Regions from separate parts of the Homo sapiens genome. Here region 1 is linked to region 2. A link is a loop called in an ENCODE intact Hi-C map of the cell type or tissue named here. Cell type or tissue: A673. All regions are shown on one strand. Each heading gives the region's core, and the rest is flanking DNA. Links, peaks and the distances in the headings are about the cores only.

Region 1 (5,378 bases), core at 298-5,297, 54 kb after region 2:
AGAAGTTCGAGGCTGCAGTGAGCTGTGACTGTACCACTGCACTCCAGCCTAGGTGACCCAGAGTAAGACCCTGTCTCTAAACAAAACAAAACAAAACAAAATTCTTAAAAATCATATTATGTCAGTAAACACTCTCTTTTGCATATCAGCAAGTATAAATACTTTTCTAAAAGTGAAATGTACATTTGTGATTGTGATAGACATTGCTAAATTGCTCTCCATGAACACTGTTCCAATTTACACTTCTGCCATGCCTGCTGTCCAATCCCACCCCTAACCCAGCATGGTATCAAACTCTTGATCTTTCCCCAACCCATAGGTAAAAAATGATATCTCGGCCAGGTGTGGTGGCTCACACCTGTAATCCCAGCACTTTGGGAAGCCACGGCGGGTGGATCACCTGAGGTCAGGAGTTCAAGACCAGCCTGGCCAACGTAGTGAAACTAAAAATACAAACTAAAATACAAACAAGTACCCGCGGTGATAGGAGGCACCTGTAATCCCAGCTACTCAGGAGGCTGAAGCAGGAGAATCACTTGAACCCGAGAGATGGAGGTTGCAGTGAGCCGAGATCTTGCTACTGCACTCCCGCCTGGGCAACAGAACAAGACTCTGTCTCAAAAAAAAATAAAGGATATCTCATTTTAGTTTTCATTTTCATTTCTATTGTAAGTGCAGAACATTCTTGAATGGGATTAAAGAGCCGTTTTGCTAAAAGCCTGTTTACTGCTACCAAACACAATCTCTTTAAAAGACAAGGACTGCAGACTCTCCAGAAAAAAAAAAAAAAAAAACACCATGCAACAGCAGGCAGTATCAATCTGTTCTGAACCACCACTGTGAAGCAATTGACTGTGCTTTCCACCTATAACCTGAGGATTCAAAAGCTGCTTTCTGGACCACAGCGGAGAAATCTCAGAGGAGAACAAAACCAACATTTGAGTGCTTGCTATACACCAGGCACCAAGCTCTCCAGGGATTCTCGTTCAATCCTCCTAACATGTTTAATCCAGGAGGCTCTGAGAGGTTAAGTGCCTGCTCAAGCTCACATAAACAGGAAATGGCAGAGGAGGACTTGAACCCAGCCCTAGACCCAGGTGTTTGTGCACTACACCACACAAAAGCTACGTGCGTGGGATGATATCATAGCTCACTCTGGAAGGCTCACTGGATGCCTCCTGCGATGCTGAGATGGTTAATGTCCATTCAGCTGCATCCTGAGATTCATCGGCTAAGTGGCCATCTCTGGAATTTAGTCATGACCTTCTAAGTAGAAGTATACTACAGGATTGCCCATCTATGGAGCCCAAATGAATATAGGCCTCAAGATTTCTTATGATGTCAGCTTCCCTTAAGACACACCCATCACATAAGATTCAACATTGCATTAACTTGTACAATTATTGAAGACACGCTTGTCACAAGCACCTAGAACTGTTCAGAGATTTAAATATTGTTGTCAGGCGTGGTGGCTCATGCCTGTAATCCTAACACTTTGGGAGGCTGAGGCAGAAGAGGGGCTTGAGTCCAGGAGTTCCAGACCAGCCTGAGCAACACAGCAAAACCTTGTCTCTACAAAAAATAAAATTAGCTGGGCTTTGAGGTACATGCCTGGAGTCCCAGCTAGTTAGGAGGCTGAGGCAGGAGGATTGCTTGAGCCCAGGAATTGGAGGCTGCACTGGGCTATGATGGCACCATTGCACTCCAGCCTGGGCAACGAAGAGAGACTTGTCTCTAAATAAATAAATGAATACAGTTAGTAAGACCCAAAAAAAGGGCTAGGAATTGGTGCACCCAGTGTCTGGGTAATAGAGATTTGTTCAGGCAAACCAATCTACTCCCATGGTATGAGGAAGTAAAGGGTCAGTAAGAGGAAATGTTGTCTTTGTTTTTTGAGACTGCGTCTTACTCTGTCACCCAGGCTGGAGTGCAGTGGCGCGATCTTGGCTCACTGCGACCTCTGCCTCCTGGGTTCAAGCAATTCTTCTGTCTCAGCCTCCCTAGTAGCTGGCATTACAGATGCCCACCACCAAAACCAGCTAATTTTTGTATTTTTAGTAGAGATTGGGTTTCACCATGTTGACCAGGCTGGTCTCAAGCTCTTGACCTCAAGTGATCCGCTGGCCTTGGCCTCCCAAAATACTGGGATTACAGGCATGAGCCACTGTGCTCGGCCGGAAACATTGTCTTGAGGGAACATATCTTTCAAAAATGTTATTAAAGTAAGCCCTAGCTGGCAAAGTGGCTCATACCTGTAATCTTAGCACTTTGGGAGGCCAAGGTGGGAGGACTGCTTGAGCCCAGAGGTTTGAGGCCAGCCTGGGCAATATAGTGAGCCCCCATGTCTACAAAAAAGTTTTTTTTTTAATTAGCCAGGTGTGGTGATGTGCGCCTGTAGTCCCAGCTACTTGGGAGGCCAGGGTGGGAGGATGGCTTGAGCTCAGGAGTTTGAGGCTGTGGTGAGCTATGATTGCACCACTGCATTCCAGCCTTAGTGGCAGAGGAAGTCCCTGTCTCTTACATGAAGAAAAAAGAAGGGAAGAAGAAAGAAGAAAGAAGAAGGAGGAGGAGGAGAAGAAGAAGAAGGAGAAGAGGTAGAAGAAGGAGAAGAAGGAGGAAGAGGAGGAGGAAGAGGAAGTGAGGAGGGAGGGGGGAGGAAAAGGAGAAGAACAAGAGGAGGAGGAAGAGGAGGAAGAAAGAAGAAGAGGAAGAAGAAGGAGGAGGAGTAGGAGGAGGAGAAGATTGTAGAGGAAGTAAATGCCAAAGGTCAGGTGAGTACAGACTCAAAGTCAGGTCAACATTTCTGCTTGAGCCCAGGAAGTCGAGGCTGCAGTGCACCATTGCACTCCAGCCTGAGCAACAGAGCAAGACCTTATCTCTCAAACTAACATAAAGTGAACTTCCAAGCAACCCTCCTCCTCACATGTGGTGCTACCTACAGCAGAGCTACTCAGGGTGTGGTGTGAGAACCCTTTGCTACTGAGCCACAAGATAATCACAGAAATCAGGAATAAGCATTTAGAAACTTTTATAGCAGTTTGGCAGAGTAATTTTATGCCTGTTGAATCTGATAATGAAAAAATGGGGGCTTGTAAAAATTTTTTATTAAAGCCATTAAAATGAAGAAGTGTTTTAACACGTGACAAGTGCTCACACCACAGGGGTTGTAATGACTCAGGATAAGGAAGCTCAGGCATCTATTGCATGATGAAGAATTTCCGGGGCCTCTATGTGCCAAGCCATGCACGGCACAAAGCACCTTCGCAGTGGATTGGCACTGCCATCTGCCACATTTTCTCTGAAAAACGTCTTTGGCAAATGTGGAACTACCATCTCACAACTGTTGCTATGGGAGGTTGTACTAAAAATGTGCAAAATGGGTTTTTTGGATAGAAACTTCGTTCATCATCTCAAGAAGGGGCAGAGTCTCTGAGAAAATAATTGAAGATTTATGTCACATACTCCAGAAATCTGTATCCAAAACATCGGAGCGGCCAAATTCCAGAGAGCTGTCAAGAATTCCTAAGGATATGCTAAGTGAAATAAACCAGACACAAAAGGCCAGGATTGTATAATTCTGCATGCAGAGCCCAGGATAGCGGGGAACATAGGGAGCAAATGTTTACTGCATACAGAGTTTCTGTTTGGGACGATGAAAAAGAACTGGAAATGGATAATGGTAACAGTTGCACAACATTGCACATGTATTAAATGCACTTAAAATGCTTAAAATAGCAAATCTGTATGTATACTTTACCACAATGAATAACTAAATAAGAATTCGCGAGGTATTTTCTGAGAACTCATTGCTTATTAAAAAGAGGGCCGAGTGCAGTGGCTTACACCTGTAATCGCAGCACTTTGGGAGGCTGAGGCAGGAGGCTTACTTGAGCCCAGGAGTTCGAGCCCACTCTGGGCAACAAAGCAAGACTCCCGTTTCTACAAAAAAAATTAAAAATTAGCTAGGCATGATGGCACACATCTGCAGTCCCAACTACACCAGAGGCTGAGGTGAGAGAATCGCTTGAGCTTGGGAAGTCGAGACTGCAGTGAGCCATGTTCACACCACTGCACTCCAGTCTGGATGACAGAGCAAGACCCTGTCTCCAAAAAAAAAAAAAAAAAAAAAAAAAGAGAGACCAGGTGCAGGGCTCACACCTGTAATCCCAACACTTTGGGAAGACAAGGCAGGCGCGCAACCTTGAGGCCAGGAGTTCAAGACTAGCCTGGGCAATATAGCAAGACCTCATCTCTACAAAAAAATTAATTAGGGAATTAGGGATGCTGGCATGTATCTGTACTCCCAGATACTCAGGAGGCTGAGGCAGGATTGCTTGAGCCCAGGAGTTAGAGGCTGCAGTGAGCTATGATCGTGCCACTGCACTCTCAGCCTGGGTAAGAGCAAGATCCTGTCTTTAAAAAATAAAAAAAAAACCCAAATTTTCTTAATCCAGTCTATCGTTGTTGGACATTTGGGTTGGTGCCAAGTCTTTGCTATTGTGAATAGTGCCGCAATAAACATATGTGTGCATGTGTCTTTATAGCGGCATGATTTATAATCCTTTGGGTATATACCCAGTAATGGGATGGCTGGGTCAAATGGTATTTCTAGCTCTAGATCCCTGAAGAATTGCCACACTGACTTCCACAATGGTTGAACCAGTTTACAGTCCCACCAGCAGTGTAAAAGTGTTCCTATTTCTCCACATCCTCTCCAGCACCTGCTGTTTCCTGACTTTTTAATGATTGCCATTCTAACTGGTGTGAGATGGTATCTCATTTGGTTTTGATTTGCATTTCTCTGATGGCCAGTGATGACGAGCATTTTTTCATGTGTTTTTTGGCTGCATAAATGTCTTCTTTTGAGAAGTGTCTGTTCATATCCTTCGCCTACTTTTCGATGGGGTTGTTTGTTTTTTTCTTGTAAATTTGTTTGAGTTCATTGTAGATTCTGGATATTAGCCCTTTGTCAGATAAGTAGGTTGCAAAAATTTTCTCCCATTCTGTAGGTTTCCTGTTCACTCTGATGGTAGTTTCTTTTGCTGTGCAGAAGCTCTTTAGTTTAATTAGATCCCATTTGTCAATTTTGGCTTTTGTTGCCATTGCTTCTGGTGTTTTAGACATGAAGTCCTTGCCCATGCCTATGTCCTGAATGGTACTGCCTAGGTTTTCTTCTAGGGTTTTTATGGTTTTAGGTCTAACATGTAAGTCTTTAATCCATCTTGAATTAATTTTTGTATAAGGTGTAAGGAAGGGATCCAGTTTCAGCTTTCTACCTATGGCTAGCCAGTTTTCCCAGCACCATTTATTAAATAAGGAGTCCTTTCCCCATTGCTTGTTTTTGTCAGGTTTGTCAAAGATCAGATAGTTGTAGATAT
Region 2 (5,378 bases), core at 201-5,200:
ATGTGGGAAGACAACAGGTGAGATGGGAAAAGATCAGCTATACCACATAATTGGCCCTGAATATGGTTTCGCTTTGTCCCCACCCAAATCTCATCTTGAATTGTAGCTTCCATAATTCTCATATGTTGTGGGAGGGACCTAGTGGAAGATAACTGAATCATGGGGGCGGTTTTCCCCATACTGTTCTCATGGTAGTGAGTAAGTCTCACGAGATCTGATGGTTTTATAAGGGGAAACTCCTTTAACTTGGTCCTCATACTCTCTTGTCTGCCACCAAGAAAGACGTGCCTTTCGCCTTCCGCCATGATTGTGAGGCCTCCCCAGCCAGATGGAACTGTGAGTCCATTAAACTTCTTTTTATTCTTATAAACTACCCAGTCTCTGGTATGTCTTTATCAGCAGCATGAGAACAGACTAATGCAGTCCCTTAGTCCTCAAATACTGGCTGGTTTGGGGGCTGCACTTCCGACCTCCCTGCCAAGTCTGCAGGCCAGTGGCATCAATGTGCCAGCAAGCATTTTAAAATAATCTGTTCTTATTTTGAGTCAGCATTTCCTGAGAGTGAGACTTCTGGATAAAATTGCAATCAAGTATCAGACAGGACTCAAAATGGGAAAAAAAAAAGTCCATTTTAGCCACGTTTAAATCTTGCCTGCCACTGAAATGCTACCTTTCTCAACCTGAGTCCTGTGGGAAATAAAGGGATGGATAAAGGGCGTAGAGAGAGGGGATATGCTTTCTGTTTGATTTGGAGGTAAACGTTTTCCCCAGCCCCACTCTTCGCGTCTCAGGGTATGTTTCTATTCTGCCCTATCTAAAGGCCACCAGGTATGCTGATTTTAAAACAGTGATTCTCAAAGTAGGGTAATCCCAGGCCGGCAACATCAGCATCAACTGGGAACTTGTTAAAACTGCAAATTTGGGGGCCCCACTCCAGGGCCCTGCTGAATCAGAAAGTTGGTGGCACCCACTGAGATCTGTCTTTTAGAAGTTCTCTGGCTGGTTCTGGAACACTCTCAAATTAAACAACCCTTGACTTGAAAGGCTGGTTCTTTTTTCCTTTCTTTTTTTTTTTTTCAGAGACAGGGTCTCACTCTGTCACCCAGGCTGGAGTGCAGTGACATAATCATAGCTCACTGGCAGCCTCGACCTCATAGGTTCAAGCCACCCTCTTGCCTCAGCCTCCCAAGTAGCTGGGACTACAGGCATGCACCACAATGCCTGGCTCATTTTTTAATTTTCTGTAGAGATGGGGGTGGGGCAGTCTCCCTGTGTTGTCCAGGCTGGTTTCGAACTCCTGGCTTCAAGCGATCCTCCTGCCTTGGCCTCCCAAAGCACTGGGATTACAGCTGTGAGCCACCACACCCAGCCTCCAGGTTGATTCTCTTACTCTCTGAACACATTCCCTCTCTCCAGCCCTCCACCCATTCCTTTATTTCCCACAGGACTCAGGTTGCATCCTAGTGACAGGTGAGATTTAAACATTGCTGAAACTGACATTTTGCTTTTTAAATTTTCCAGTCCTATCTGATACTTGATTGCAATTTTATCCAGAGGTCCCACTCTCGGAAAATACTGACTCAAAATAAGAACAGATTATTTTAAAATGCTTGCTGGCACATTGATGCCACTGGCTGGTTCAGACTAACTAATTAATCCTGATTTGACCTGAATTAATGCCTAATCTGTGTAAAATGATGGAGATTTACTGGAATGCGGCAAATGTGAGAATATGAAAACCAAAGGCACGTGGGAGTGGATTCAACATGAGGGTGACATGAGGATTACAGCACTTCTTCGGCTGGTGCATTATTTGAAGTTTGAATTTTCTTCCTCTCTCCTCTCCACCCCACCTCCTCCAAGGGAAAAAAAAATTACCAGAAGACATGAGCATATTGTCTTCTTTCTTCCCAAATAAAGGTAAACTGACAGTGCTTTCAATGAAAGCCTCTGTGTGATTGGAATTAAATGTCAAATATGATTTCCTGTTGGCAATTCGAAGTGTTGGTGTCAAAACCAAAACTGACAGCATGGCTGCAGATTAGTATCTGTCTGGATCACGGCATCACACTGCGGGGAAGGTTTACGATTTAGTAGATTAACACAGCTCTCTTCACGCTAGCACTTAAGAGATAATTTGTTCAAGCAGGAGCCGATTAGATTGCGATGCCCATGAGCAGAAGCTCTGTCCCCTGAAGTTCCGTCAGGCGTTTGATAGCACACCCTGCCCCTGTGGGGTTCTGCCATCATTACTGGGTGACAGGCAGGAGAGGTGAGCGGGCCACAGCTGCCAGCTGCCTGGCTGTCAGTAGCCACCAAGTGATGTCTGCTGGCGATATCTCAGAGGGAAAAAAAATGGAGCTTCTATTGATCCAACCAATATGAAATGGCCTTGCAGGTTGGAGATCTGATTCATTGAACTTTGCTGCCCACATGGGATGGAGGGAAGAGAGACTCCCTGGCAAGTCATTGAATCATCCACTTGACCACTAGGTTTCTCCTCCTAGCTCTAGAAAAAAGAAAGCAAGCAGGGCTCAGAGAGGTTCAGAGACTTGTCCAAGATCACAGAGCTCGGGGGGGGGTGAGAAAAAGATAGTTTATATTGCTCAAGACTTGCAAAGTGGTACAACCTGTGTTAGGCACTTTTATCCCCAATATCTTGTGTGATATTCATAATGACTTTGATGTTTTTATGAGGCAAACTAGGTTAAGAGTGTTAGGGAAATGGCCTAAGCCATAGCAAGTCCATGGCAGTATTAGAACTAGGTCTCTTCTTATTTCTTTTTTTATTTTTTTATTGTTATTATTTTTTGAGACAGGGTCTTACTCTGTCGCCCACGCTGGAGTACAGTGGCATGATCATGGCTCACTGCAGCCTCAATCTCCCAGGCTCAAGTGATCCTCCCACTTCAGTCCTCCATAGGACTACAGGGATGCGCCAGCCACCACACCTGCCTATTTTTTTATTCTTTGTAGTGAGAGGAGCTTGCCATATTACCCAACCTATGTGCTTCTATCTTATGCACCTGACATTTCTGCCAAATGACAGCCGTAGAACCCAGATAATAAAATAAATAAAATGAATGCCCTGTGTCTTGACCAACCATAAATTGTAACGGATTCTTGGCAAGCCAGATTTAAGAGTTTCAACTTGCAGAGACGATGTTTGTTCTTTCTTTTTCCCCTCTTGTCCTCACTGCTGGGGAAGAAGGAAAAACGGTGAAAGTCGTCGGCTCAGGACAGCATTTCTATTATTCAACAATGCTGGGGTGTGACAGCATAGAAGACTCACAAAATAATGTTCAGACTCTGGTTTCAGAATGTTTACTCTCTTCTGGATGAACTCTGACATCCAAATGCATTAATGCAATGCCATTTTCAACTCTCATGCCAATCTCCATCCTTGTACGTATCAGAATTTTAATGCCTGCTTCCCTGTTTGAGTTATGGTAATTTATTGTAATAGTGTATTTTGACCTTTTCAGTATTTTGTATTTTTATTGGATAGCTGTTTCACCTCTTCCCTGGAGGGTTAGCCAGGCTGAAAATGAGAGAGAATGGTAAGAACAACCAATCAAAATACAGAATATTAAAAAGGTCAACACACAAGAGCAAACTACTAATTTGGAAAACACACAAATGCAAAAAGGATGAAAGCACCAAACAGCATGGTGGTCACAGCAAGAGTAAATGGACAAGAGAAGGCTAAGAGGAGCCTCTCAACCCATGGCCCAGCAGTCTGTTCAGCCATTGCATGGAAACAAGGCCCTCATCAGACACCAAAGGGCGGCAGGAATCAATGCAAACTCCAAAGGGCATCACCTGTGCCATTTTTGTTTCTGCCTGGCCAATGAAAATGGCAAGGAGAGGGGTTGAGGTTGAAAGGTCCCAGCTTGGAGATGCCAGGGGACTTTTAAATATGATGTTCAATTGCCAGTTGTGCCAAGAGTATTGGCCAGGCACGGTGGCTCACACCTGTAATCCCAGCACTTTGGGAGGCCGAGGCGGGCTTGAGGTCGGGAGTTCAAGGCCAGCCTGACCAACATGGAGAAACCCCGTCTCTACTAAAAAAAAAAAAAAAATACAAAATTAGCCAGGCGTTGTGGTGCATGCCTATAATTCCAGCTACTCGGGAGGCTGAGGCAGGAGAAGCTCTAGAACCCGGGAGGCGGAGGTTGCAGTGAGCTGAGATCGCAACACTGCACTCCAGCCTGGGCAACAAGAGTGAAACTCCATCTCAAAAAAGAAAAAGAAAACAAAAGGAGTATTACGGACAACCCTCTATCCACAGTCAGATGAACATCTCAGGGGTTTAGAACTGATACTCACCTATTTCTTTTTTCTTTTTAATTTTTTTAGAGAGACAAAATCTGACTGTGTCATCCAAGTTGGAGTGTAGTGCTATGATCATAGCTCACTGCAACCTCAAATTCCTGAGTTCAAGCGATCCTTCCATCTCAGCTTCCTGAGTAGCTGGGACTACAGGCGCACACCACCATGCCTAATTATTTTATTTTTATTTTTATAGAGATAGGGTCTCCCCATCTTACCCAGGTTAGTCTCGAGCTCCTAGCCTCAAATGATCCTCCCACCTCGGCCTCCCAAAGTGCTGGGATTACTGGCATGAGCCCCATGCCCAGCCCTCATCTATTTCTTTGTTGATGATCTCCAGCACAAGAAAGCCCCAAACCTCCTCCACTGACTCTTTCCAGTTGGATTATATAAATTAAAGTATAATAATAAGTGTATCTTGACAATCAACATTAATAGAACCATAGAATTTGAAGCACACTAATTCAAGTGGTCTTTCAGAGCTAGTGCCTTTGAGGTTAGACCCAGTAACTGAAAGCACACTGAACAAGTTACCTGGGTATAATCTCTCACCTACTAAAAACTTATTATTTGTTTTTTGTTGTTTGTTATTTTTTCTTTCTTTTTTTTTTTGAGACAGGCTCTCACTCTGTCACCCAGGCTTGAGTGTAGCGCCGCAATCTCAGCTCACTGCAACCTCTGCCTCCCAGGCTCAAGCAACCCTCCCATCTCAGCCTCCCACGTAGCTGGGACTACAGGTGCACAACACTTTGCCCTGCTAATTTTTTTACTTTTTGTAAAGGCAGGGTCTCACTATATTGCCCAGGCTGGTCTCGATCTCTGGAGCTCAAGTGATCCACCTGGCTCGGCCTCCCAAAGTGTTGGGATTACAGGTGTGAGCCACCGCACCTGGCTAAAGACTTATACTGCATTGGTTGTTAATAACACAGAACAATATGTACAGAAAGGTCCCTGTTATCCTTGGATTTTTGGTATCAGAAAAGGGCCTCTTAAAGAAAATGCACTTAAAACACAGACCAAAATCTCAATGTCAAAAGTAAAAATAT

Evidence for each region. A loop is a pair of places that touch in the nucleus more often than their neighbours do. Peaks named below come from ENCODE experiments on the same cell type or tissue, not always from the same donor. Only the 100,000 strongest peaks of a DNase experiment are listed, where the experiment ranks them.
Region 1: a loop joins it to region 2, with 4 times the contacts of the local background. A loop is called at or near these places in 1 of 110 quality-filtered maps.

What each region holds. Positions count from the first base shown.
Region 1 is chr7:69,370,694-69,376,071 of GRCh38, forward strand. No RefSeq gene overlaps it. Among named protein-coding and RNA genes, the nearest start is that of CT66, 220 kb to the right of the region's middle. In A673, for the core only: no CTCF peak of the experiment used is centred there; a DNase peak (open chromatin) is centred at 3,178; H3K4me3 peaks cover 252 bases.
Region 2 is chr7:69,316,877-69,322,254 of GRCh38, forward strand. No RefSeq gene overlaps it. Among named protein-coding and RNA genes, the nearest start is that of CT66, 280 kb to the right of the region's middle. RefSeq lists a silencer at 4,971-5,133. In A673, for the core only: no CTCF peak of the experiment used is centred there; a DNase peak (open chromatin) is centred at 2,105.